Linked DNA regions of Homo sapiens: all the other regions are linked to region 3. Evidence: chromatin contacts called from ENCODE Hi-C or POLR2A ChIA-PET data. All regions are on one chromosome and are shown on one strand. The core of a region is the stretch at or near the end of the contact, and the rest is flanking DNA. Distances in the headings are between cores, read along the strand shown.

Region 1 (6,942 bases), core at 4,395-6,894, 980 kb before region 3:
TAACCAGCTCCCAGGTGATGCTAAGGACACTGGCCTGTGGGCCTTGTTTTGGGTAGCAAGTATCTAGAACATGCAACAGAAACTGCTTGTTCCTCAGAGACAGAAGAGGTTGAGTATGGTTAACCATTTTTACATATGTGTTTTTTTAAAAAACACGCTTGGATGCCACCGTGCAGGAAGTACAAACCAAGGGCTGGGTCAAACCTCCTGGCCAGGCAGCTTGGACAGAAACATAATGAGAAGCATCTGGGCTTCATGCAGCTGTGACTGAGGGGACTCTCTGAGCCCTCACTTCCAGGGCTGCAGGTCATGCACCCAGCCCAACCGCAGCTTCTGCTCAGCTGGTGAAGCTTACAGGCTGTGAAAGTTAGTGAAATGCTTTGTGTTCAATCGCCTGGGGTAGGCTTCAGGTATCCAAACTGGGGTCGGGGGGGGGGGGCGGCGGGGGGGCAGGGCTAAGGCTGGAGCAGAGGCAGCTTTGCCATGGAAGCTGAGGGACCCCCTACTTTGGGATGCCCTACGGCTCTTGCACCTGGGTCCTTACTGGCATTTTTTCCAAAAACCAACCACATTTCAGAAAGCATCACAAATACCCACCCCTAGCTCTGCCACACTCGCTAACCAAAATGTTTTCCTGCCCAGTTTCATCCTTCACCCTGCCCCCTCCCCCCTCCAAAACTTGGTGGGCCATGCTTCTGGGAGAGTGAAACTCTTCCATTTTATTTATTTATTTATTTTTATTTTTTTGGTTTTTTGGGTTTTTGTTGTTTTTTGTTTTTTTTTTTTTTTTGAGACGGAGTCTTGCTCTGTCGCCCAGGCTGTAGTGCAGTGACGTGATCTCAGCTCACTGCAAGCTCCGCCTCCCGGGTTCACGCCATTCTCCTGCCTCAGCCTCCCGAGTAGCTGGGACTACAGGCGTCTGCCACCACGCCCGGCTAATTTTTTGTATTTTTAGTAGAGACGGGGCTTCACCGTGTTAGCCAGGATGGTCTCGATCTCCTGACCCCTGGATCCGCCCGCCTCAGCCTCCCAAAGTGCTGGGATTACAGGCGTGAGCCACCGCGCCTGGCTGAAACACTTCCATTTTAAAATCATACCATTTCCCTATAGCACATCCCGAATGCTCTCACCCCAGAAGGCAGGAGGGGAGCGCCAGAGCAAGACCCGGGTGCCCATGTGCACAGGGGCACGATGCCCAGCAGGTGGAGGCAACCCACATGTCTATGGAGGGATGAGCGGATATGCACAATGTCTATGCACACAGTGGAGCGTCATTCAACCTGGAAACAGAAGGGAGTTCTGACACATGCTACACTAAGGATGAACACTGAGGACATGATGCTACTGAAATAAGCCAATCACAAAGTAAAATTCCTGTGTGAGTCCACTCACATGAGGCACCTAGAGGCATCAAGCTCATAAAGACAGAGTCTTTGGGGGGGAGAAAAATGGTATTTAATGGGGACAGATTTTCAGTTTTGCAATATTAAAGAGTTATTGAGACTGGTTACACAACAGTATGGAATGTGTTTAATCCCACTGTACTCTACACTTAAAAGATGGCTAAAATCAGTGCTTTGGAAGGCTGAGGTGGGAGGATCACTTGAGGCTAGGAGTTTGAAAGCAACCCAGCAACAGAAACCATGAAATCTCCATCCAAGGAATACCCTCCACAACCTACCCCAAACCAACATGAAAGTGAGGTTGTGTGAAGGTGCGCTTGCTCTTCAGACACCTCAGCACAGTCCTCTAACTTCCTTCCAAGTGGATTGCTATCATCTCTACAAAAATTTAAAAATTAACTGGGCATGGTGGCGTGTGCCTACAGTTCCAGCTACTGGGGAGGCTGAGGTGGGAGGATAGCTTGAACCTGGGAGTTCTTAGGCTGCAGTGAGCTGTGATCACACCACACCGCGGCAGCCTGGGAGGAAGCAAAATCTTGTCTCAAAAGAAACCAAAAAAGGCTAAAATGGTAAACTTTATGTTATGTATATTTTACTAAAATTTAAAAAAAATATTTTTTTAAAAGAATTCTTCAAGGAGTCCTCCCTTAGGATATGATGGGCCTAGAATCAAGATCTCTCTTCCCTTCTGGGGAGTGTTTCTTGTTTCCACCAGGGGCTCATCAGAGGTGGCGTGAAGCAGGACATACACAGAACTGTGAAATCTCCATCCAAGGAATGCCCCCCACATGCTACCCCAAACCAACATGAAAGTGAGGTTGTGCAAAGGGGAGCTTGCTCTTCAGACACTTCAGTGCAGTCCTCTAACTTCCTTCCAAGTGGGTCACAGCATCTGATGCCCTATGGAGCTGGTCCTGCACCTTCCATGTTGGGGGTGTCATAGTCTGTGTGTGCAGCTGTAACAAAATACTGCAGACTGGGTAATTCATAAAGAACAGAAATTTATTCTTTCACAGTTCTGCAGGCTGGGAAGTCCAAGATCCAAGCACCAGCAGGTTCGGTGCCTGGCGAGGGCCCAGGTCTCCGCTTCCAAGATGGTGCCTGTTGCTGCGTCCTCCAAAGGAAAGGAAGGTTGTGTCACCACATGGTGGGAGGCAAAAGGGCAAGCCAGCTGAATGCTCTGTGAGGCCCCTTTTATGAGGGTCTGATCCCACTCAAGAAGAAAGAGCCCTCGTGGTCTAATCACCTGCAAAAGTCCCTCCTCTTAATACTATCACATTGGCCATTAAGTTTCCACACCTGAATTTTGCAGGGGACACATTCAAACTGTAGCAGAGGGCCTCACAGCCAAGCAAAAGTTCACTTGATTAAATATATACATCTTGGTACTGTAATCCTGTTATATATCAAATACAGGCAGAACTGGGGAAAATCAGGATATGTTTTTTGGGGATAAGAAGGATAAAAGTCCAACCTTATGTAGTAAGACATTTTATCCTTAACTGGCCAAATGATAATTCTTCCCTACTGAAATCAGTTACTATATCTATCTATCTATCTATAATCTATCTATCTATCTATCTATCTATCTATCTATCTATCTATCCATCTACTTATCTATCTACCTATCAATCTAAGCTGCTGGCTTAAAATGTGTCTTACTTGAAAGCTCTCTCAGACCACAGTGTGGGACAGAGGCCTCCATGAGTGCTTCTCACACCAGCACAGAACTTTCTATTATTCGTACGTGGAGGATGTCAAGTTTATTCTTATGAAAAGAAATTGTTCGCAGGAAAGTCACAGGTTTTAAGAGAAATGAAATCATGACGCCCATGAGTTGCGCATTTAGAATGCTAGCGGTTTCTTCAGGAGTCTGTGACAAATTGTCGTGTCATCAGGCTATCACATGCTCCATCTGCCTTCCTAGACTCTTACAGAATTCCCAGACCAGGATAGATCCCATTCTCCTTTTCTACATCTTCCCACTGCAAACTCTGGCCTCAGATAAGAATATTGCTTTGGCAGGGGGTGTAATGTTATTAGAAATAAAGTTAATTAGGAAATGTTTGTGTCTAACCTATTGAATATATGAAATATAATTAATTTTCTGTATCAACTCTTAGAACTGTGAATTGAGTGGCAGGGATGAGGATGAGCTCACAGTAGGCTGGGTATGCACTTTGCCTTCTGGGATTCAAAGAAGTAGGTCCATGCTGTCAGGGCCCAAGCTTTGCTCTCCGTCTCTTGCTGCCCGGACATCTCTTTCCCCTGCTGTGTCCCTTGGACTGTCCTGGGACAGCATCCTCAAGCCCTCCCCGTCTTCCATTTCTGCTGTGCCTCATTAATCGCAAGGAAGCCCATTCACCTCCATGCAGCCAATCAGCACTTAGCCTTTCTTTCTTTCTTTCTTTCTTCCTTCCTTCCTTCCTTCCTTCCTTCCTTCCTTCCTTCCTTCCTTCCTTTCTTTCTTTCTTTCTTTCTTTCTTTCTTTCTTTCTTTCTTTCTTTCTTTTCTTTTTTTTTTTTTGAGACAGAGTCTCACTCTGTGGCCCAAGCTGGAGTGCAGTGGCATGATCTTGGCTCACTCCAACCTTTGCCACTGGGGCTCAAGCGATTCTCCTGCCTCAGCCTCTCAAGTAGTTGGGACTACAGGCACACGGCATCACACCTGGTTAATTTTTTTGTATTTTTAGTAGAGACAGGGTTTCACCCTGTTGCCCTGGGTGGTCTCGAACTCCTGAGGTCAGGAAATCCACCCGCCTCAGCCTCCCAAAGTGCCAGGATTACAGGCATGAGCCACCATGCCCGGCCCTCTTCTTAAATGCTTCTAGTGTTTGATGACTATTAGATTTTGGTGAATATTAGATTTTGACACATAGCATGCATGTTCTAACATCTCAGAACCATTTTTTTTGAATCAAAAACAAATTTAAAGGAAGGGATATGATATTTTTTCCAATAAAAACAGGAAAATGGACTTGGCAGTGGCTGCCTGCTAGGCAGTAAGTGATTGAAGAGTGACTTCATTTCAGAAACATAGCTGCTTTCATCTTTCAGTAAATGAGTCTAAGACCTTTCTCAGGGCACATGCATAAAATAAGGCTAGACATTTTTATAAAACTTACGTCTTTATTCAAACTACAGGAAAAGAATCCAAATGGAAAGCAAGGCAGTGTTCTTCAGGCTAAGGCTTTTTTTTTTTTTTTTTTTTTTTTGAGACGGAGTCTCGCTCCACTATTGCCCAGGCTGGAGTGAGTGCAGTGGTGTGATCTCGGCTTACTGCAAGCTCCGCCTCTCGGGTTCACGCCATTCTCCTGCCTCAGCCTCCCGAGTAGCTGGGACTACAGACCCCCTCCACCACACCCGGCTAATTTTGTTTTTCGTATTTTTTAGTAGAGACGGGGTTTCACCATGTTAGCCAGGATGGTCTCGATCTCCTGACCTCGTGATCCGCCCACCTTGGCCTCCCAAAGTGCTGGGATTACAGACATGAGCCGCCACACCTGGCCAGGCTAAGCCATTTTTATTGAGCATTTACCCCTAGAGGGAGTTCTACAACCCACTAAAGGCCAGGCCTGACTGCATCCTCCCAATTCCCTGTTGTCAAGAAACGCTGGGCCGGGTACAGTGGCTCACGCCTGTAATCCCAACACTTTCGGAGGCCGAGGCAGGCGGATCACTTGAGGTCAGGAGTTCAAGACCAACCTGGCCAATATGGTGAAACCCCTTCTCTACTAAAAACACAAAAATTAGCTGGGTGTGGTGGAGCATGCCTGTAATTCCAGCTACTCGGGAGCCTGACCGATGAGAATTGCTTGAACCTGGGCAGCAGAGGTTGCAGTGAGCTGAGATTGTGCCACTGGGCGACAAAGTGAGACTGCCTCAAAAAAAAAAAAAAAAAAGAAAGAAAGAAAAAGAAAAGAAACCCTGTAGCTAGCGATGTAAGTCGTGCGCCACTAGCTGGCACTGTCGCTCACAGCACACTGCAGGCCTCTGCACCTTTTGCCTCCCTGAGAAAGGCAAAGAAGAATCCCAGTTTACCACGGTGTCCTGTGCTGCTCAGCCTCCGAGTCGTGTCCCTCCCATCAGAGGCCTTCCACGGAGCTCAACCCCTCCCTAGGGCTTGGAGGACGGTGGCAACAGACGAATCTACATACGGGCCTGGCATGTGCGGGCTGGATCAGCTGGAGTTTGAAGGAGAGAATCCGATTCAAAAGAGAGCAGGGGAAGTGGTACCGAGAGAAGCAAGGCAGATGGCAGCGCAGAGTCTGAGAGCGGGAGGGGGCACTTTCAGCCTCAGGAGACGCTCCTGGCAGAGGGCTAGGGCCTGAGATGGGGCAGGGGGCGGGCAGAGAGTGGCTTCCTTCTTCCCTACTGTTTTCCTCCCTCCCTCCCTTCCTTTCTGCCCCCTCGGGGCAGCCAGTGCACAGAGCTCTGCCACCGTCCTTCAGGTAACACTTCACATTACCCTCTCCATGTGGCCTCAGTTAACACATGGTATGTAAAACAAGGAGTTGAGATGAGACCTCTACCGAATTATAGTCATACTCTGTCACAGTCCTCGTGGCACCTTTTCTTTGTAGAGTCGGAACAAGACCCAGAGTATATGGGATGATGAAACCTGAGCATCAGGGTGGCAGGAGCTGTCAGTTAGGAGTGAAGGCAGAGAGAGAGGGACAGACACCACCACCCACCCCACCGCAGTGCAGTCAGTGAAGGCAGGGGGATGGGCTGACTCAATGCATTCACCCAGTGAGTGGGTCGCTCTAAAATACTCATCATTGTTTTCCAGGGCAATATTAGCATTGGCAGCTTTTAAGAGCACCTGAGAATCTGCTCAGAGCATGTGTATCACTGCCTGACTCCTAAACCATGGGATGATTTAGGAGACGTGAGTGATGTGCCCAAGGGTGAGAGTTGAAGGAGAAGGGGGCGGAGACTGTGTATTCCCTGACATTCCCCATTCCCAGTCAGCTCGGGGATCATAAGCTTTGGTGACAGCCTGTGAGCGGTGCCCTGGGAGCCACATTTGCTTTCGCAGTACTATGCTTTGCTAATGTTTGGGAGGGGGACAGCTAACACGTCACACATGTGACAGCCCGGCTGTGCACCGGGACAATCCCCCTTCCAGGCCAGGAAACAAGTGGGTTCTATAAAGGACACTGAACACATTCCTCTGGAGTGGAGCAAGGTGCTTTTCAGTTTTGGCAGCCCAAGGACGAAAAAGCCCAACCACATCCTGCAGTGGAGGAGAGACGGAAAGTCAAATTTAGGGATTCACTCTCACTCCGCACAGGCATCCCCAAGACAAATGGACAATTGTAGTGTTATTTTAAGATTTAAAATTTTCCAGAGTTCTGAAACACCTTTGAGAACTTTCAAAGAAAGCTATTTCTGTCCTTTGAAGGTTAGGCCAACATTTACACTTCTACCTGAATTGTCCAGCTTCTGGCATAGTTAAGCACTTCCCAGCTTCTCCAGAGAAAGCTATGTTCATGATGAGAAAGTTCTTATTGTGCGGTGATGTGAGGTGACACTGC
Region 2 (7,234 bases), core at 4,606-7,105, 910 kb before region 3:
TTAAGAGCAGCTACTTGAAATAACCAGCGTGGGACTTGCAGTGGCATCCTGGATGTAGCAACATGGCGGCCTCGTTATTTTCCCACCTGCGCCTCATCCTAGAATGGCCTGCTTTCTCTGATTTTGAGCCTTCTCAAGGGATCTACTGGAAAAACTCACTTTTTTAAAAAAAGTGTCCTTGCTTACTTAACTCTGTAATATGTTTTCTTTTTTCTTTTCTTTTTTTTTTGAGACTGAGTCTCGCACTGTCTCCCAGGCTGGAGTGCAGTGGCGGGATCTCAGCTCACTGCAACCTCCGCCTCCCAGGCTCAAGAGATTCTCCTGCCTCAGCCTCCCGAGTAGCTGGGATTACAGACGCGCGCCACCACGCCCTGCTAAGTTTTTGTATTTTTAGTAGAGACGGGGTTTCAACATGTTGGCCACGCTGGTCTGGAACTCCTGACCTTGTGATTCGCCCGCCTCGGCCTCCCAAAGTGCTGGGATTACAGGCATGAGCCACCGCGCGTGGACAATATGTTTTCTCATATGTGTTAGACTTTCCCGCTAATGTGTTCATCAGTTTTATGTATTCCTGACATCCCTCAATATCTTCTGAGATATCTTTTCGTCTTCTGAAGGTACTTTTTCCCAGCTCCCCAGCACAACTGTACATTTATCTTTTTGAAAAATATCATGTGTTTTGTAAAGGAAATTTAGTTTGGAAAAACGGAGAACAAATTATCTCAGGCAGGCATATCAAACTATGAATTCCTTAGAAATTATGGTATGTGGGATAAGGAAAAGCTTAAAAATAAAAAATATAAATTTTTGCTTCTCTCTCTAGAATATATTTTTTTTTTTTTGACGGAGTTCACTCTTGTTGCCCAGGCTGGAGTGCAATGGTACAACCTCGGCTCACTGCAACCTCCACCTCCCTGGTTCAAGCGATTCTCTTGCCTTAGCCTCCTGAGTAGCTGGGATTACAGGCATGTGCCACCACACCCGGCTAATTTTGTATTTTTAGTGGAGATTGGGTTTCTCTGTGTTGGTCAGGTGGGTCTCGAACTCCCGACCTCAGGTAATCCGCCTGTCTCGACCTCCCAAAGTGCTGGGATTACAGGCATGAGTCACTGTGCCCGGCCAGAATTTTGTATTTTTAGGATTATGTACATAATCATAGATTTAGCTTACTCAATCATTAGTCAATTACTTTTGTCCAAAATTTCACAGCTCTGTATTTTGGAAGTTTTTGGATGATGCTGAGGCCATATTAATTAATAGGTAGCATCTGTGCCTGGTTTTTCATATTACAAATTTCAGAATCTGGCTGGACCCAGGTGGGAGGATTGCTTGAGCCCAGGAGTTTGAGGCCACCCTGGGCAACATAGGGGGACCCTGTCTCTTTCTAAAAATTAAAAATAAAAATAGTTTATTTATTTTTGAGATGAAGTCTTGCTCTGTCACCCAGGAGTGCAGTGGCACAATCTCGGCTCACTGCAACCTCCACCTCCCAGGTTCAAGCAATTCTCCTTCCTTGACCTCCCAAGTGGCTGGAATTACAGGTGTGCATCACCATGCCCAGCTAATTTTTGCATTTTTAGTAGAGACGAGATTTCACCATGTTGTCTAGGCTGGTCTTGAACTCCTAACCTCAAGTGATCCTGCCCACCTCGTATCCTAAAGTGCTGGGATTACAGGAATGAACCACCACGCCCAGCCAAAAATTAAAAATATTTAAAATAAAAATTTTAAAAATGTCAGAATCTGTTATGCCTATTTGTAAGGGCAGTCACTAGAGTAAATATTAAACAATGCTGTCAGGTTAAAATGTTTTAGACTGTGATTCTTACTTATTCCATAATTATTTATTTCACCAGCCATTAGAGGTACTGATTCTTGGTATCTGAAAACTGGAAACAATCTTGATGATTGTCTCATTCAATTCTCTATACTTCTTAGTTGGAAAGTAACACCCAGAGTCTCTTTTTATGCCCTGTGTGCATCTCGCGCATCTAGGTGCGATCTCATCACATAGCTCTAACCCCCAGGTGTCTCCCAGCATCCCCCACAGCTGTGTCACCAGTGTGGACCTTTGCTGTCATGTCCGGTCTTCGATACGCCACTGCCCACTTGCCATCTCACACTTAACATGGCTTATGCTGAGCTTGCATTTTCTCCTTAAACCACTTCATTTATTTTTCTCACTGAAACATCCAACCTGTTGGCCAGTCACATTAGCTCTGCCTGGAAGACGTACTTCCAATTTGTCCATGTCTGTCTATCCAATGCCAGGTGTAAGCCACCTCTTAATTTACACCTCTCCTGCTCCAACTCTGCTCGGAATCAATTTTCTATCTATTAAAAGAGCATATAAGATCTTCTCATCTCACGCCTCTCTGCTTGGGGCAGCCCATGGCTCCCTATTGCAGTTGGAGCAAATCCAGAGACTTGTCCTTTCCAAAGGCTAGTGAAGCCCTAAATGCTGGCCACTCTGCTGCTCCTCATGGCTACCCTCTCCTGCATCCAGACCTGCTCTTGACCCCAGACTGACATCACCACTGCCAGCACGACTCCTGCTCCTGAGGGCTGGTGGGCACCTCCAGTTCTGCCTCATCTTCTGTCTTCCCAACTCACTAGATGAAACTTGGGTTTTTAGCTGTTGGGCCACCCTCACCTCCTCTCTTGCACATCCCACAACCATTCCAACAGCATGTCCCGCATGCTCTGAGGAGGCTATGTCCCACATCCACCATGGCCACCCAGCCTGAGCCACAGCACCTTTGCAGGATCACTGCAGTGGCCGCTCGCCACGACGTCTCCCTTCTTCTGCCCTGGCCCTCTACATTCTATTTACATTGCAGCAGGAGTGATCTCTGGAAACCTCGGTAAAGCCACTTGATGCCACTTCTCAAAATCCTCCCAAGCTTTCCCTCTCGCTCAAAAGCCAAAATCCTCACCGGGATCCACAAGGCCCCACATGACCTCACTCTCGGCCACGTCTCCAATCTCCCACTCAGCTCCAGCTACCCCGGCTTCCTTGCTGGGCCTGAAATCCCTGAACGCTCCCTATCCCGCCCCGTGCTTACCATTTCTTCCCTAGGTGCCTGCACAGCTTGTGTCCCTAGGCCTCCGCTCAGTGTTGCTTGAGAAGCCTCCTTGGACCGCCCAATTGACAGGAGCAAGAGCAGGATCCCACCCCTCCCAGCCCTGGTTTCAGGTGTCCCTTCATTTTCTGAGCCATCTTTGTTGGGATTCCCACGTGAGGACTTAGTGTTCCGGGGAGCAGAAACTTACTGTGTTTCCCAGGTGTCCCCATTGCCTAAAGCAGAAGCTGTGGGGTTGAAGGTTTTAGAATGAGTGTGAGGCAGAAGCCCCACCTGTTTCTTAAACACATTGAGATTTCTCCTTCTTTGGGACCTTTTGACAGAGCTGCCCCCTCTGTCTGGAAGCCTCTTCCACCTGATCTTGTCCCATTCAGGTTTCAACTCCAGTGCCTCTCTTCGAAAAGGCCATCCCTCATCCCTTCCAAAGCCCTCCGTGGGCTCTCATGGTTTTTCGTTCAGTTGCTGCAGCTCCATGACAACATCTTGTCCTCTCTAGCTCTCCGATGAATTCCTGTGCCTGGAACATTGCCGGGCATACAGCAGGGGATGAGTAAGTATTTGCCGAACAAGGACACTTACAGTGGTTCTCATGGCCTATAGCAGGCCCTTGTTAGAGCCCTGTGGTGCAGATGGCCAACCCAGAGTTGACCAGACCACATCAGAGCCTCATCCTCGCCCCAGCAGGCCAGGGTCTCAGAGTCCAGCTGGCAGAAGACACCTGAGCTCAAAACCCCTCCACGATTCCCCAGATCACACAGCTTGGAGACCTTTCCAGAGGTGAGCTGAGCTAGGCCTTCCTGGAAATCCTGACTTTGCACTGGGGAAGAGCAGGTGGAAAAAGATTCCAGACTTGAGGAGCATTGTGACTCACAGAATCTTGGAACCTTAGAGCGGAATGTGGATGGGATGAGTAAGGACTGTTCTGAGAAGGATAAGGAGACCTCTCACCTTGGGGCTGGGCCTGAACCAGGGAGGGGCTGAAGAAAATCAGCAAGCTGGTTCCCCTCAGGGCCTCAAGGGACCTCTGCCTGAGGAATCAGCATTTGGCTTTGTAAGCACCAGGAGTACTCCTGGAAGCTCCAGGGTAAGCAAATGGAATGAGGCGGTAATTACTTTGGCAACAGTGTGGACTGGCTGAAGCTGGGAGTCTGGTAGGCGCGGACACCCCTGGAGACTTTGGGCGAAGGGTCCACGGGGATGCCTGTGAAGACAGGAGGCCGAAGTGTAGGGAGGCCGAAGGCCTCGGGGGTCACCAGGTGGGCTGGTAGAGGAAAACACGGAGCCATGGGATGTGAGGCCTCAAGACTGCAGGCGCTGTGGGCCTTCATTTGCAGTTGATGCTCCGTTTGGGTTTCTGCTGGTTGACTGTGAGACCTGACTCCTTTCCCCAACAATGCAGACTTCAGCCAAACCTTTCCCTGATCTGGGCCTCTACATGTCAAAAGCCCACCCCTGTGACTGGGGGATGGGATTATTTTCTTCACACCTGTCACCACTCTACCTTCTAACACTGGGTTCTGGGCAACATTGTGGATGGTGGCAAAACTGGGCAGAGATGTAAGAATGTCATAACTGGAGCCGGGTAAGCCAGGGTGCTGGAGGGGAGGGCCTCCCCAAGCCAGGGTCCTGGCGAAGACGTGATTTGAGTCCATCCAGGGCAGTGCCTTGTTAGCAGGCACCCCCAGGAAGAGCCTGGGGCCACGGCCAACCGCCCAGCCACGGCCTCCTGGGCAAGAAATAACTGCTTCTCATCTCTGTACTTCTTGAGTGGGAGGCAAACAGTCACAGCCATGAAACATCTGTGGGGTCTCACTGCGGACGTGGGGGACTCCCAGCTCCTTTTTCCATGCCGTGCTTATTCTCCCACCCCTTCTCGGATGCCCCATGATGTGGAGGGGAGCCCTTCGCCCCACACTTCTGGGACACCCTCCTGACGCTCCCCTCTCCTCCCCACAACCATCCTCGCCTCCCCACAACCATCCTCGCCTCCCCCGCCGTCCGGGCCATGACAGCCACCTCAGAGCTACAGCGCACAAGGAGCGTTTCGGTCCTCATGATTTCCCAGGGAGGGAAACAGACACTCAAATACCTGCAAACCAAATTCTGTCTTTGCTATAGCGATATATTTCTCCTTTCCATGAAGAAAGAACAGAAAAAAGAAAAAGAATTTATTTAGGAGAGGAAGGAAAGGCAGTAATGATGATGGTGGAAAGGAAACGGTCTAGTTCGCCCAACAACGGAATCTGAAAGTGGTGGGGGCTGGGAAGTGGGGTAGGAAAGAAGTTCTTAGAGGCAACGCGGAATCGCCCTTCCCAGGGCTCCCCAGGAGCAGAGGTCCTGCGTAAAAAAGACTTAAAAATTGGAGCACTGGATGCCATGGATCCTTTGGATTTTGATTCCAGTTGATCCCTGGAGTAAGGTCCTAACCGGGGTCTCCCGAGGTCGTTTCGCCGTCCAGGATGGAGCAGGTCTGGCCCCTGGAAGGGCGCGCGGGCTGCTTGGGGACGGGGGCGCCTTTTCTCGCGCTTCGCGGTTTCCTCTCTCCTACTGCAGGCAGCGCGCGTTTGCAGCGTTTTGGGACCGAACTGATGCTTCTGGGAAACGAAACTAAACCTCTCTGAAGTTTCCAGCTCGGGCTTTTTTTGTTTCCCGCTATCCGGCGTGGCCCAGTCCGGGCGCGGAACGAGGGCGGGGCCGTGGCCACCGCGGCGGAAACGACCCGGGCCGGGGGCGGGCGGCGAGGACAAGGGGGCTCTGTGCGGCACCCGCCCAGCTTGCGCCCTGGGGACTGCGGCCGGGCGGCGGGGCTGGACGGGAGTGGACGGGGCTGGGCGCGGGCTGGGCGCGCTGGGCCGGCCAGGCGGCGCGCTGACCGCGGTCTCCGTGCGTCCCGCAGGCGGGGAGCTCGCACCGCCGCGCCCGGGCCGCGAGTGATGATAACCTAAGAGGCCGGCGCGGGCGGGCGTGAGCGGCGGAGGAGCCGGGCGCGGCGACACGCGGCCATGGAGCGGGAGCCGGCGGGGACCGAGGAGCCCGGGCCTCCGGGACGGCGGAGGCGCCGAGAGGGCAGGACGCGCACGGTGCGCTCCAACCTGCTGCCGCCCCCGGGCGCCGAGGACCCTGCGGCTGGCGCGGCCAAGGGCGAGCGGCGACGGCGGCGCGGGTGTGCCCAGCACCTGGCCGACAACCGGCTCAAGACTACCAAGTACACGCTGCTGTCCTTCCTGCCCAAGAACCTGTTCGAGCAGTTCCACCGCCCGGCCAACGTGTACTTTGTCTTCATCGCGCTGCTCAACTTCGTGCCGGCGGTGAACGCCTTCCAGCCCGGCCTGGCACTGGCGCCGGTGCTCTTCATCCTGGCCATCACGGCCTTCAGGGACCTGTGGGAGGACTACAGCCGCCACCGCTCCGACCACAAGATCAACCACCTGGGCTGCCTGGTCTTCAGCAGGTGAGTTGGGCGGGCGGGCGAGCGAGCGCGCGGTGGCGCAGGGCAGGGCGCCCCGGGAACTTGGTGTTGGGCACAGTGATTGGCAGGGGCTGGGTGCTTAGAAGGCAGCTCCACTCAGGGTGGAGGGCCCGGCTGCGCGGGACCCGGTGCCGACCGAAGCCACAGCGCCGCCAAGGCCTCTCTGTGCCTCCGCCGCAGCTAAAGGGGCGCCCTGGATGCGGGGACGCGTGGGGATCCCCTGTCACTCCGTGTCGGGGCCAGAATGATCCCAAGGCTAGAAACCGACGGCCGCTGGACATCCTCATCCACAGCCGCTCCCACCTGAAGTGAAAGGCAGGAAAAGCCAGCCTGGCCCCCTGGCCTGAAGTCCCTGCCTCAGTCTTCGGCCAGGCACAGTGGTCTCTGAACAGCCGGCACAGGACAGTAAAGCTCAGTCTGCTAACAGCTCGGCTCAGGACAGCAGCAAAGTGAAACTGCCGCCAAGTGCTGATATGTCTGGCACGGCCCAGGTACCAGGGCAGGGGAAATAACAGCAGTGTCCATCCTCCACTGTGAGCCATGAGCCGCGAGCCAGGCACCGCCCGGTAGCTGCCTGCCTAATTTTCTTCATCTTAACCTGCTTCCTGGGGGAAAGAGGCTGTGGGGTGTTTGTGAGCCCTGCCACGGGCAGTACCAGGGGTGACCCTGCGATGGACCACTC
Region 3 (7,027 bases), core at 3,031-5,530:
ATACACACACACATGCATTTATCTAACTGCATCCCCAACACAGAAACCAACATTTTATGAAACTGAGGACATCATGAAAAAATCATCATATAGAAAGGGTGTTAAATGTTTGCCCTCAGATCACTTACACTGAAAGTAATAATCCGGAAATATATTGAAAAGCAAAAAGCAATGGAATCCCAATTTTATTACGGCCTAAATTTTCCATAAAATTTAACTAAGATCTCAAGAATAAAAATAAACAAAGTTGGCCAGGTATAGCGGCTCATGGCTGCAATGCCAGCACTTTGGGAGGCCTAGGCAGGGGCACTGCTTGAGTCCAGGAGTTCGAGACCAGTCTGGGCAACATAAGGAGACCCCTCTCTACAAAAAAATAAAAAGTTAGCTGGGCACAGTACCTCAAGCCTGTACTAACAGGCACTTGGGAGGCTGAGGCAGGAGTCTAGATTGATCCAGGAGTTTGAGGTTACAGGGAGCTATAACTGCATCACTGCACTCCAACCTGGGCAACATAGCCAGACCCTGTCTCCTAAAAACAAAAAAATAAGGTTAATGATAGGCTGCTAATCTGTACCCCATGAATATAAGAAACCTCATTGCCTCCAAAACAAATCTGAGGAGAATTAACAAAAAGAGAATTTGGGCCAGCCACAGTGGCCAGAGAGAGACTGAGGAGGGAGAGGATATAGCTTGAGTCTAGCAGTTCGAGTTCAGCCTGGACAACATAGGGAGACCCTGGTCTATTTAAAAAAAAAAAAAAAAAAAAAAAAAAAAAAAAAACTTTGAGCCAGCTAGCATCCAGAAATGGAGAGAGGCTACCTTAAGTAGTAACAATTCTCACTCAAGCTTTCTGGCCCTGGGCCACAAAAAAAAAAAAAAAGGAGACAGGACCAGTGACAGGTCTAAATAAGATTTTTAAAACTTCATTGTCCAAGTAATTGAGGGCAGTACTCACAACCTGCTTAAATGATTCTTCCTAAAAAATAGCTAAACAGAGGGCGCTGATAAACAAAGGAGGTTATCTTGGCATCCTTGACACCTTATAAACAAAATTTTTTGTAAAACAAAGATGTTTATTAGGAAAAGGAACAGGGTAAGGGAAACATAAAGATACAGAGTAACTATAAATGTGGAAAACATTTCGGCAATGACACACTGGTCAGATAGAATAGTGAAATCAAGATAAGGCAAGGTCTGTGAATAAATCCAAATCAGTTAGTACCCTGCCTTAGACAACAACATAAGGGTCTCTCAACCAAGCTTCCTTCCTCTGCATCACAGGAAGGGCTGCCACTCCCTGCCTCCAAAAAGCCCTAGCACAGAGCCAATTCACTGAGTAGGACACAGACCTTGAAACTTCAAGAGGCCTTTCCAAAGGGATCTGCCATATTAGGATCCCGGGCCTGAATGCAAGACTACAAAATGGCGGATCAGACTAAATACTCAGCTTGCAAATAGCCAAATGACCAGAAGTTAAACCAAGAAATATATGTATGTGAACTGCTATCTTCATGCAAGCAGAAAAAAAAGGGTAAATTATAAATATCATATAAAATCCCAGACTCCTGCTATTTTTAAAACTACCCAAAAATAGATTATTCCAGAACAAGGCTTTTCGGGCTTCGTAGATTTAACTTTTCTGTTAATTACAACTCAGTGCAACCAGACATACCAGTTATGATAGAGGGAAAATGTAAATACAGAAAAGGCAAGCACTGAAAATCCTGCAAAGGAAGACAAAATCCTTAGAATAAAATGATTTTTTAAAAAAGTACTGGAATATAAAAATGCAGTTATTCATTAACCTTTCTCACCAAATTTTTGTAGTAGCTCCAACTTCAAAAATGATCATTAATTTAAAAATCCAAAAAAAGACAGTAACTGATCCAAAGCACAACCCCACCCCAATAAGATTGTCTCCACTTTTCTCTTTTATTCTCTTTGAGCACAAAACTTGCAGCTTTCAACTCCCAGAAGATGAAGAGGTCCAGTGTTTGAAACACCTTTCAACCTTAGTCGGGAAGAGCCATCACGATGTCCTCTCCCCCAACCCATTTAAGGAAAGTATGCAGTGCATCAGAATGGACTATCCAGAGATTAAGAAGGATAACTGAATCTTAAATGGTGACATTTATTAAATGTGTCGAATGGAAATCAAAGACTACAGGGAGTTAAAAAAAAGGGGTTAACAAGTCCAGTTTGAAAATAGAGAATTAGCGCACAATACAACCAAGAGAGGAACTACAAAAATGAAAAGGTACGATTTTCCAGGGAGTCAGAAAACCAATTTAAAATCTCTATCATTAATGGAGGCTTGCTGAAACAGCACAGCAGGTCTTGGGGTGGCTGCACCTTTGATGGCCTCCAGGCCGCCACCACTCTAGTTTACTGCAGAGCTGAAAAGCAGTAGCCCAGTGCAGCTGCCATCCCACACAGGCGGAGGTGGTACAAATGCCTGGCCTCTAGCCACATTCCCCTCCAGTCCTCTACTGCTGCACCGTGGGTAAGGGGTGGCTGCCAAGCTTGCTAGGCGGAGCCTGCGCCAACCCATCTCCCTCCTCCCCCCTCTACTGCGCCACAACCGGAAAGGAACAGCTGCTGTATCAGCCAGGTGAAGGGGAGGGCTGCCATTCCTTCCAGGCAAAAGCTGCGTAAGCCCTCGCTCCCCTGCCCCACGTCTCGCCCCACTGCAAGCGGAGGCGACTGTCACCTCTGCTGCGTCTGCGCAACCTGCATCCTTTCCCAAGCAGCACTTTGGGGAGGGGGCAGCCGCCCACCTTGGCCGGCTTCCTCTCCTTACCACTGCACCCTAAAGAGGGTACGGCTGAAACTCCGAAACAGCAGAAGCTGAACACACACCACCTGCCCCCTCCCCACTGGCGGCTCTACAGGGAGGAAGCGGCCACCCCCCCGCTGAAGCGCTTGCGCAGATCTAAGCCGCTGCAGCGGCGGCCATCTTGAAGGAGCTGCACAATGGCAGTGACGCAACACAGACCCCCAGGTTATTTCGACATAGCCTTCCAAGACCTGGTTCCCAACAGAGAGAAACAATGAAAAAAAAGTAACCCCCAGGCATCACCTGGCCTATCAGTCAAAAGATCTGTAAATGCAAGTTCTGCACATCATTCCAGTCTTCTTATGCCATAGCCTCTAAAGCGAGGGTTCCTAAAGGGTACGCAAGGATTCCACGCATTTCTGCAGCCCCTGCGGCAGTGTAGGCATTGCGCAGTTTTAATAAAAAAGCACCACCACCACAGTAGGCAAACCAGATGACCATCGCAGGTCACAGGAAAATTAAAGGCTGCGGACTGTGCTACTGCCCCTTCTGATGCCCCCTCCTCTACACAGCAATCATTCAGCGTCCCTTAGTCACTCCGGACAGCGACAGGCCCCGCGGCCGCCATGCCCACCGCCTCCATGCCATGCCCACCGCCGCCATGCCTACCGCCGCCAAAGTCCACCACCGCCATGCCTACCCGCTGCCAATGCCCACCGCCGCCAATACCCACTGTCGCCGCCTTCCCCCTACCTCCCAGCCACTTCCTACGGACTCTCCCCGCGCCGCGACCACCAACACAACCCCCACCACTGTCACACCGACTCATCCCCCTGGTCCACTGCCATAGCCTCCTCGCCTCGGTCACTGCGACGAATTCCCCCCCCAGTCGCCCCACGTACCCTGCTCCACCACGCAGTGGTCACTATTATACACCTACCTGCGCTCAACACCCCCTAAATACCGATCACTTCACGTACCTTCGCCCCGCCACAATCACTCCAATATACCTACCTCCGCCTAAAATCCCTATGCACTGGTCCCCCCACGTACCCTCGCCACACGGAACTGCAATCACCCTGATGTACCCACCTCCACCCATGTCCCTTGCCCACTGCGGTTACCCCGCATGCTCCCAGTCACCACCGCCCTTCCCACCGCAGACACCCGCAATAGGACCTGTCGCGACACCACAGTTGGGGGCGGATGGGGGACGCGCCCCAATGCGAGCGGACAGGATACCATCGGGGCAGAACGGCACAACAGCAAGCCTCTGAACATTCCGGATCTGGTTCTCCAGAACAAAGGACTTTAGGGCCCAAATTCCGTTTATTCAGTACTCCAAGTCCTAAAAACTTGGAATATCTGATGAATAAAAGTGGCCGCTCCCCAGGCTGTCTCTTGAGAGAAGCCACCGGCACAGCTGACCTTGCCCGCTCCATCGCGTCACTGACCGCTCCTCAGACAGATGCGTCAGGCATCTCCGGCGGCCGCTCCACTCTGCGCCAGACTCGCTGCAGCAGCGGCAGGCTTCGCACACATCCCCGCCTGAGCATGCGCGCCAGCCTGCCTCTGCGGCCGCGCAGGCGTGCTTGTTTGCCGCAGTGCAGGGGTCCCAGCTCCCTCCCTCACCGGAATGACCTGGGGGGAGGGGGCTACTGGACCCCTAGGGCCCCACAGCACTGTTGCAATGAGAGGGGGCCTCTAGAAACCATAAGCAACCTGGGATCAATGGACATGTCTACCTGTTTTTTAAAATGTGTAAAATACTAAAGAAATAATTCTTGGTTCTACAATAAATTTTTGCACACACCACTGGCCAAACAATCCTAATTTACACTCACCCTCAGGTCTTCCTATGTGCGGTACAAAAAAGCTGGTTTGGAAAAGTTAAATGCGCCATAACCACAATCAATGCAAATACGCCAGACTTGAAATCCTTCCAAAAGAAAATATCCCTAACTCTAAAAGCATGCTACATTGTTCAAATTTGGTGCGATTTTTCTACCCTTTTTCTACTTTCTACATTTTGAGGGGGTAAATTGTGAAAATTATCTCCCCCAAAATCACAATATAATTAAACTCTCCTATACGGAATGGATAGATCATTCAACTCAAAAACACTGGCTATTCAATTTTTGTAAAACAAAAATATGAACTTAGACCCCCACCTAAGATCTAAGTAGGAGAGCCTTTCTTTGCCTATTAGAATTGGATACATTAAAATTTTTACCAATAATCAATGATAGCTGGAGTGGGGAGAAACAGGCACTTTTATATAATACTAATGGACAAGTAAACATTATTTACGACATAATATTCTATCTGCAGAAATAACGGAAGCATCAGTAACTCCAAAATTTAGACGCTGATGTAGCTTGGGAAAAGACACTGCAGAAAAGAAGAAAATAATCCTGAAACTGCATCTGCATAGTTTTTACACACATTTGCCCTTTCTCAATTGCCCATTATCGAAGAAGGGAGGGTGATGTGAGTGGAGGTTGACTAAATGGTTAAATCCCCTCCCAAGCCCTGTAAGCTACTGCTCAGTTCCCAATGATCCTACATTAAAACAGGTGCGCAGAGGCTTATCAATGCTGACTTCTATCGTAACAAAATCTCAGAAACTGTGTAATGTTCCTCACAGAGAACAGATAGGCTAACTAAATAAACGTATATATAAATAATAACATGCAATATGGCTGATGGAAAAAATGATGTATTAGGCTGAATCATATAAAATTGTCAATATTGAATTGTTTTGACCTACAAAAACATTGCAATTTCTAATAGTTCATTGATACATATTCACATAAAATAACATGGGAAGTTGACTCTGATCACGGGAGTCAATCGAAAAATAAAATGTAGGCTGGGCACAGTGGCTTACGCCTGTATTCCCAGCACTTTGGGAGGCCGAGGTGGGCAGATCACGAGGTCAGGAGATCGAGACCATCCTGGCCAACATGGTGAAACCCATCTCTACAAAAAACAGAAAAATTAGCTGGGCGTGATGGCACATGCCTGTAATCTTAGCTACTCGGGAGGCTGAGGCAGGAGAATTGCTTGAACGTGGGAGGCGGAGGTTGCAGTGAGCTGAGATCACACCACTGCACTCCAGCCTGGTGACAGGGCAAGACTCCATCTCAAAAAAATAAATAAAATAAAAGCATACTGTATGTTCAGTTTTACACTGAAAAAATTATGAAAGAATACACACCATTATAGTCCAGTGATGAAAACCATGCCTTTGGACTCAGGCTCTTTTGATTCAAATTCTAGCTTTGACTCTTGACCACAATGTTACTTTGAGCAAGTTATCTAACCCTCTGTGCATTAAATTCCTAATCTGTAACAAAAGAAGGGATTCTGTTTACTTTATACAATGGCTTAACAATTAAATGAGCTAAAATACTATTTAGAACAGGTCCTAGTATAAGCTGGGTAAAAATGTTGGCTCTTAGAACTTCACCAAATGTTAGAGTACTACTTCTTCTAGGAGCAGGAATTGGGTGTTCATTTTTTATTCTCATTGTTTTAACTAATTTCTATATCTTATATTTCTTTTTTTTCCTAATATCCTTTTTCCATTGTGGACACCAAACTTACATGCCACAAACATTATAATCATGTTTCTTTAGGTTTCTCTTGGCTGTCACAATTTGAGATTGTTTTGTATTTTTAATTTTTACAGTGCTTGGTACTTTTTGCAGTGATTATGAATTACTTTTACAATTAAAGTATTATTAAAATTAAATAAAATTATATTCAATTCTCAACTCGCACTTATCTAGTTTCTTGGACCTATCTTCCATTGTTTCTGGTGTGTTCTCTTTTCAAACTCTGACTGCCTTTCCTCATAATTTCCTGTTTGTTCTACTCCATTAGGAAATTCGCTTTGGAGTCTGAGAGGTCACAATGGGTGTCCTGGGCTTTACAGAAAATCTAAAGAGAACTGCCATTAGGCTCACTTATATTTTATGTTAGTTAATAATAGGTCTGATTCAACATATCCTACAACTGGGGAGTGAAGATACAGAGAAGGAGACATTGCCACTAAACTCCACTATGACATGCTAGTAGACCCTGATAGGTCTCCCAACAATTCAATTTTCCCAAAGTCTACATTTATCCCCAAGCCAAACACTTAAGGTTATGTACTTAAAGGACACTAAAACTGCAATAAAACTATTCTGTACAGAATAGACAAAGGAGACTAGAAAAACTAATCAGAACCCTTGCATCATACCA
Region 4 (7,429 bases), core at 774-3,273, 890 kb before region 3:
GCGTGCTGCTCAGTCAGAGCCTCCTGTGTCCCTTTGATCTTTGATGTGTGTGGATGAGATCAAGTTGTTTAAATATTTCTGGCTTTTGAGAAAGTGTCTAACACCAGATAGTTATCCTGATAAAAGCCAATACCCAGAATTTAACAAGGATAGCTGACAAAGATGCTCTATGGATGCTTTTTAGAAAAATGTATATGTTATTGATCCTTTTTAGTGTAGCTGGTTCATTACAGCCACAGTCTTCAGATGTTTTTGATCTCACACCTCTATCAGTAAAAAGTGGGCATGTGCACCCAAAGTGGGGGTGTGTGTATTTATTTATAAATTACCGGCATGTAATGCATAAATATCTTATATCTATTGAAACATACAAAATATAAATGAAAATAAAATAAACCACAATTACAAACAAAGGTGGTAGTGTTTTTCTGCACTCCTGTGATGGTGTATGTTTTTGTGTGTGGGCATCACTTTAGGCACCACTACCCAGAACATCTTCCAGGAGCTTTATGTTGTGATGTCATTTTAGATCACTGAAGGAACATTGCACGTGTCAGGCACGTGTCCGGCACATGTCAGGCTAGGTGATTCTCATGCTGTCTCTTTTATCCAGGGATGTTTAGGAAGGCTTGAAGAACGCTCAGCAGTGTGGGACCACCACCATGGTCTACCCTCATGCCCAGGGGTGGCCCTTCTGCGCTGAGCATGTCAGTTCTGAAGGTTGAGGCATGAGGGGTGGGGCGCTCTGACTCCTCCACTTCCTGGAAGTGGACCACGTGCTAACTTGGGGCTTGTCACTGTCACACTGAGCAGCTGAGCTGTGCTCCACTGGCACACACAGCCTTATAACCTTAAGCGTGTTCTATCTTGTGCTTTACTTTTAAAAAATTGTTTTATTATGGTGAAATATACATAACATAAAATTAGCCATTTAACCCTTTTAAGTGTGCAGTTCCGTGGAATTCAATACCTTCACATTGTTGTGAGCATCACCGCCGCCCTCCTCTCCAACACTTTTTATCCTCCCAAACGGAAACTTTGTGCCCGTGAAACACTAACTCCCCCTTCCCCCATGCCCAGCCCCTGGCAACAACCGTTCTGCATTCAGCCTCTACGAAGTGGACTGCCCTGGGTGTCTCACGTGAGCGGAATCACACAGTACTTGTCCTTTAGTGACCGGCTTATTTCACTCAGCATCGTGTCCTCAAGGCTCATCTGTGTTGGAGCATGTGCCAGAGCCTCCTTTCTGAGGCGGACACCATTCCATTGCATGAACCCACCACCACATCTTGTTTATCCATTCATCTGTTAAGGGACCCTTGGGCGCTTCCACCTTTTGGCTGTTGTAAACAGTGCTGCTGTGAACATGGGGGTACCAGTGTCTGTTTGAGTGTCTTGCCTTTTTCGTCCGTGGAGACATTCTGCATGGATTCCGGGACGGCTTTGTTGGGGTGGTGCCTAGGGCAGCATGCACCCTGGGGACCCTCCCACGGTAGCATTTGTGCTGCTCTCAGGACCTCTAGGGAGGTGGCCCCTTAACTCACTATGCTGCTGCTGCCAGTGGAGAGGTGTCGGGCCCTGGCTGGGTGTTTACTCCCCTCCCTGTAGTCCTTTGGCCAGGGAGCCCAGGAGAGTTGCTGTCAGCATGGGTGGGGTCGGGTGCCCTGTCTGTGGTCTTGTTGCCTAGATGTCATCCCACACTTTCTCTCAACCTTGACACTTCTTGTAAGGCCCTGCTCTCTGGTAACAGGGACATGACTGTGAGCTCGAGGCAGAGTATGCAAAACAGTTCCGGGGAGGCTCAGTGTGTATGTTGGTGGAGGTGGCCGGGCCTTATCACAGTTAACTTCGGCCATCACCCAGGTGGCCTGACACACACACACACACACACACACACACACACAAACACACAAACGGTCCGTGCTGATTTCCTGATTTTGAAGGCTTCACTTGGTCTTCTTGGCCTTTTGTTGAATATGTCACTGCCACCTTCGTTAATACATTCAGTCTGTGTCCCTTGTGCGTGCCCAGATTCCTGGCAGTCAGCAGTGAGAAGCTGCCTGCCAGCGCTCCCCGCAGTTCCCAAGAGGCACCAGCCAGAGGGGCTCTGTGAGAGGCGAGGTCTTGCTTGGTGAGTGTCCACCTCATCACACACTTTCTCCTGGTGTTTGGGGGGGATTTGTGGAGAACCACTTTCTCCGGGTATTTGGTAGGAGTTTATGGAAAACCTTTTCATTCATCCCTTTGCTATGGCCCTTGTTCAGGCCTGTGCCCCTTGGATAAAATCAGAAGCACACAGTGACTGGGGATGGGAGGGACAGGGAGAACAGCCATGCCTGAAACCTGTCATTTAAGACAAGCTGAAGCCACCTCATGTGCCGGTGCAGGCTGCCAGCCCCTCCTTGTCTCATTTTGCAGACAGGGGCTAAGCATGTCCCCAGACGGCAAGCCACAGGGTCCACAAGTGCTGGCTGTTTGGCAGCTCGTGCACAGCCAGGTCTGCCCTCCTCACTGCTCGCCCACCGCAGCCTCTCAGGGTGGTCCAGCCAGGAGGGGCAGGAGCCCTCTTCTTCCTTTGCCACTCAGGGTGCATGGGGCGGGCAGGAGGATCAGGTTGGGGGGCTGCACCCTGAGTAAGTGCTTGTTCTCCCTACATTTTAAAAGCTCACAGGAAAATGGAGAGTTTTTCCTGAAAGAAAACAATTTCAATTATTTGGTTTACTTTTGATTACCTGGACAATTAATATCCCTTTATTTTAAAATATGACATCATAAAATCAAATGGACTAGGAACATGGTGATAAAATAGAAAAATATCTCTTAAACTTCCTCAGTTTAGGAAGACCCATAAAATTCCCTTTTACTTGCCTCATAATTTAACTTGAGGTTGCAGTTTATGAGTCCTCCCTTTCGTAGAGGCTCCAGCTGGCAAAGACGTGCCGTGGAGAGAAACGCACCACCTGTTCCCTCAGGGTCCCTTCTACTGAATGGCAGATTCTCCCCTCGTCTTTATGAAAATGTTCAAATTGCAGTGTTGTGACACATACCCCTTGTAAATAACAAATATGCGAGCAAAGTGTATGACAGAGGTATGTTTTAATACCGTGTGCTTTGTGGCCTTGTATCATTAGTTTCTGAAATTTTGACTCCTTCATGTTCTTGGGGTGACAGTAAAATCAGGTGATCTCTCTATTCGATTTGTCTTGAACACAGGTATCCACTGTGGTGGGCGCTGTCTCAGTTTTGGCGGTGGGTGATAGTGTCATTTCAGACAAGCACTCTAAAACAGCTCCGCGAGACCATGGGAAGCAGGAAATCGGCTAAAAGGGAGACTCCAGCCCTTCCAGTGCCTGGTCCGTGTTCTTGAACTTAGTTTCTTGTGTTAACCGGAAAGTGCATCCAAAAATAGCTTCTAGAGTTAGTGGGGTCTGCGACGGGAGCTGTGGGCATGGCATGATTTTCCCAGATAGCTCAGATGGGAGTTTCCCTGTGGCAGCCGTGCGTCTGTCTTTCTACAGGGGACCAGTTTTCCTTGAATATCCCCAAAGGACCTTTTCTACTCTGGATGCCTGGATAAACTCTGAGTAGATGGAGTCTGGGAGGGATGTTTATAAGAAGCTGTATTCACTCATAGGTGTCTAAGAGGGCTCTAAGCCTCTGTGCCTGCTTTTGCTGTGATGCGGGATGCAAATGATGAATTCCTGCACAGAGAGGAGTAACTCTTTTCTGCACCAAGTCTGGGCTCTGGTTTGGGAAAATCTATCATCCTGTCTATACAGAGGCACAGTTCAGCCAGATTCTTGGTGAATTTATGATGCTCCCCACTCCCCGTTTAAATCACATCTGTCTCTCTCCACTTGCACTGAGGAGTTTCCTTCCATCTCTGAACTTTGACATATGTGGAGCTGTGCTCCTGGGAGCCTCTGCACACACTGATGTGGGTTTGGGTGGTGATAGGTGGAGTGCCGAGATCACACCCCGGGACGGTGGGGGTGGGGGGTGGGGGGTGGAGGGTGGGCCTGCGTCTCCTAGGGTTCATGGCAGCCCTCTGGTGCCAGGGAGGAGGCACATGGCGTGACTGCGCTGGACATGAGTTTAGCTTAATTTCGTGCCAACTGTTGGCACCTCCTGGCAGCCACTCAGAACAATAGGTTTTGAAATTCTGGATAATGGAGGGTGATCATTTTGATATTTAAGTAAGCCTGCTTGGCCAGGCACCATGGCTTGTGCCTGGAATCCTAGCACTTTGGGAGGCTGAGATAGGAGGATTGCTTGAGGCCAGAAGTTTGAGACCAGCTTGGGCAACATAGTGAGATTCCGTTTCTATAAAATGTATACATACATAAATAGCCAGTTGTGGTGATGTGCATCTGTAGTCCCAGCGACTTGGGAGGCTGAGGTGGGAGGACCGCTTGAGCCCAGGAGTTCAAGGTTGCAGTGAGCTATGATTGTGCCACTGAACTGTGAGTGACAGAGTGAAATTCTATCTCAAAAAAAAAAAGTCTGCTTGATTATGGAGTCAAAGACGTTTACCTATCTATACAATCAGAGATAATGTTTATGACTGAGACCTAAAAGACTGTTGACATATTCATTCTATTCATCCTAGTATGAAAATCATTTGGCTCCTATAGAAATATCCCCCAAAATACAAGGAAATGAAACCCAGTGTTTTATTTTCTAGGCAGTGCACTGAAACACGGTAGAAAACTTTAAAAACAGGGGCTTCTGGTTTTAGAACAAGATGGCGTAGATTCATTTTTCCCTGCTCCTCCCCGTGATTACAAGTAAATAATTTAACAAGAAACAGTAAAAGGACGCTGGAAACTAAAAGCAGGCAGACTGACTGGGGCCTCAGGACATGAGGGGGTAGCAACACCATGAGACCCTGGACTTCTGTTTTATCTCCTGTATCCTTCCAGTGTGGGCACAGGAAGGCCTGTAACCAGAACCGCCAACAGGTATAGAGAAAACAAAATAAAGCAAAACCAAAAGGCTCTGTCAGGCCAAAGGGGAAGCTCAGTGAGACCTAGTGGGAGCCCAAGGCCCGCTCCACACCCAAGCCACCAGTGGACAGCCTGATGCTGCTGTGTGGACCACTCCCTATCCGGTGGCTCCAGGAGACCCAGACCCAGGGGCTTTTGCCCATCCACCCACACAACAGCAACAGGTGGCCCAGGGAACTGCCTTCCACTCCTTTATACAGAGCATTTACAAAAAACCTACAACCAATTTCACAGTTGAGGATGAAAGACTGATTCTACAAAACCCAAAACAAAACCTCTTACAACTGAAAAATGAGCTCATTACAATGACAGGATACAAGATCCGTGGCTATGAATTGACTGCATTTCTGTATCCCCACAATGGACTAGTGAAAACTGAAATCACAAACATAATACCATTTACAGTTGCACCAAGAAAATAAAATACTTACATATAAGTTTCACAATGCTCATACAGGATGCAGGATGAACATTACAAAATGCTGATGAAAAATATCAAGGAACATCTGAATAAATGGAGAGACTTCCCATGTTCATGGATCGGAAAATGAACATAATAGTGAGTCAGTTTTCTCTATAATTATCTATAGATTTAACGTAACTCCTATCAAAACCTCAGCAATGTTTTTTTTTTTTGTAGACATACACAAGCTTATTCTACGTGGAAAAACACAGGTCCAAAAATGTCCACAAGATTTCTCAAAAAGAATAATAAAGTGGAAGCACTCACTTCTCCCAATATTAATGCTTACTGTGGAGCTGCAAAGTGTGGTATCAGCAAAGGGATGGCACATATGTAATGAACCAGAGTGAAGAACCCAGAAATAAGTCCCAACAGATATGCCCAATTAGTTTTTGACAATCAGTTCAGTGGAGGAAGTATATAGTTTTCCAATAAACGGTGTGGGAGCAATTAGACATCCATTAGAAAAAAAAAAAAACCCTAAACCTCACATACCTCATATAAAAATTAACTTGTTAAAGATTATAGATTTAAATGTAAAACGATAAAACTTCTAAAAGAAAACATAAAACATTTTTGGGATCTAAGACTAGACAAAGAATTCATAGACTTGACACCAAAAGCATTATCCTTTGCTGTGGGAAAGATCCAATGAAAAAGAGCAGAGAAATTCCAGACGAGAGAGAATATTTGCAAATCACATACCCAACAAAGCACTAATATCTAGAATACGTAAAGAACTCTCAAAATTGAACATTAACAAAACAATGAATCCTGTTTAAAAATGGGCAAGACATGAGACATTCACTGAAGAAGGTATGCAGATGGCAAGTAAGCACATGAAAAGATGTTCAACATCTTTACAAAACAGGGAAATGCAAATTAAAGCCACTCAGAGATACCACTGCGCATCTATCAGAATGGCACAAATAAAAAGAGTGATACCACCAAACGCTGCTGAGGGTGTGAGAAATGGGATCTCTCCTACGTTGCTGTGGGAATGTAAAACATACCCACTCTGGAAAATAGTCCCTTCACAAAACTAAAAATAGAATTGTCATATAATCCACCAGTTGCACTCCTGGGCATTTACCCCAGATAAATGAGAACTTACATTCACAGAGAAGCTTTGCAGAAATGTTCATCGCAGCATTTTTTTTTAAATAATAACCCAACACTGGAAATAACCTAGATGTTCCTCAAAAGGTAAGTGGTTAAAGAAACTGTGATCCCTCCATACGGTGGAATACTAGTCAGTAGTAAAAAGGAACAGACTGTTGATAAACACAGCAACTTGCATGGGCCTCAGGGAGATTTTGGTGAATGGAAAAAGCCTGGGAGCTAAATGATGAGAATTATGAACAGAAAGAAGGGAACAACAGACACTGGAGTCTACCTGAGGGTGGAGGGTGAGAGGAGAAAGAGAAGCAGAAAAGATAACTGTTGGGTACTAGGCTTAATACCTGGGTGATGAAATAATCTGTACACAAACCCCTATAACGTGAGTTTACCAATGTAACAAACCTTCACATGTGCATAGGTTTGTTACCTGTGTAACAAACCCCCAAACCTAAAATAAAAGTTAGGAAAACCTAATTTCAAAAGGATATATGCTGCGTGATCCCATTTATAGAACATTTGTGAAATAACATTCTTAGGGGGATGAGGGACAAGTTAGTGTTTGCCAGGGGTTAGGGATGCAGGAGGGGGTGAACGTGGCCCCAGAGAGGTAGCATGAGGGGTCTTGTCCCATTGGCGCCATCTTGATTGTGTGTGGGTACTATTTCGGTTGTGGTTGAGAAACTGCACAGATGCACATGCGCACACACACGCACACGAATGCACTTAAAGCTAGAGAAATCTGAATAAGCTTTGTCGGCTGTACCAATGCCAATTTCCCGGTTTTGATTTTGTCCTCTGGTTTTGGGGCATGGTGGCCTTAGGGGAGGCTGGGTGAAGG

Evidence for each region. Hi-C counts contacts between places; a loop is a spot of excess contacts on that map. ChIA-PET counts read pairs that join two places held with the same protein, here RNA polymerase II (POLR2A). Pooled maps may share reads with other maps.
Region 1: a map with no recorded cell type shows a loop between it and region 3 (4-fold over the local background). The contact joins the enhancer-like site here to the promoter of SNURF in region 3. A Hi-C loop is called at or near these places in 2 of 37 single-sample maps with no recorded cell type and 6 of 50 pooled maps.
Region 2: a map of naive thymus-derived CD4-positive, alpha-beta T cell shows a loop between it and region 3 (11-fold over the local background). The contact joins the promoter of ATP10A here to the promoter of SNURF in region 3. A Hi-C loop is called at or near these places in 2 of 168 maps with a recorded cell type or tissue (CD4-positive, alpha-beta memory T cell and naive thymus-derived CD4-positive, alpha-beta T cell), 2 of 37 single-sample maps with no recorded cell type and 9 of 50 pooled maps.
Region 4: a pooled map shows a loop between it and region 3 (10-fold over the local background). The contact joins the enhancer-like site here to the promoter of SNURF in region 3. A Hi-C loop is called at or near these places in 2 of 37 single-sample maps with no recorded cell type and 9 of 50 pooled maps. POLR2A ChIA-PET finds 5 or more read pairs at or near these places in 1 of 52 experiments (OCI-LY7).

What each region holds. Positions count from the first base shown.
Region 1 is chr15:25,932,538-25,939,479 of GRCh38, reverse strand. The region is part of intron 1 of LINC02346 (long intergenic non-protein coding RNA 2346); the gene reads right to left. Among named protein-coding and RNA genes, the nearest start is that of LINC02346, 34 kb to the right of the region's middle. Within about 2 kb of position 5,644, at least 2 of the 41 ENCODE cell types and tissues checked have a DNase peak (open chromatin) inside an H3K27ac peak, as active enhancers do.
Region 2 is chr15:25,861,948-25,869,181 of GRCh38, reverse strand. ATP10A (ATPase phospholipid transporting 10A (putative)) reads left to right here and starts at 5,855. Exons shown (of 21, transcript NM_024490.4): 1 at 5,855-6,534. The coding sequence starts at 6,086. It overlaps ATP10A-DT (ATP10A divergent transcript), which reads right to left and starts at 3,912. Exons shown (of 2, transcript NR_183988.1): 1 at 3,274-3,912.
Region 3 is chr15:24,952,240-24,959,266 of GRCh38, reverse strand. It overlaps SNURF (SNRPN upstream open reading frame), which reads right to left and starts at 4,280. Exons shown (of 3, transcript NM_001394334.1): 1 at 4,205-4,280. The coding sequence starts at 4,218. It overlaps SNRPN (small nuclear ribonucleoprotein polypeptide N), which reads right to left and starts at 4,280. Exons shown (of 10, transcript NM_003097.6): 1 at 4,205-4,280. All of the region lies in intron 4 of SNHG14 (small nucleolar RNA host gene 14), which reads right to left. RefSeq lists enhancers at 2,430-2,479, 2,168-2,733, 2,750-2,909, 2,734-3,299, 3,300-3,865.
Region 4 is chr15:25,839,798-25,847,226 of GRCh38, reverse strand. The region is part of intron 1 of ATP10A (ATPase phospholipid transporting 10A (putative)); the gene reads left to right. Among named protein-coding and RNA genes, the nearest start is that of MIR4715, 5.3 kb to the left of the region's middle. RefSeq lists an enhancer at 1,311-2,152. Within about 2 kb of position 2,023, at least 2 of the 41 ENCODE cell types and tissues checked have a DNase peak (open chromatin) inside an H3K27ac peak, as active enhancers do; they include OCI-LY7, where a contact is called at or near this core.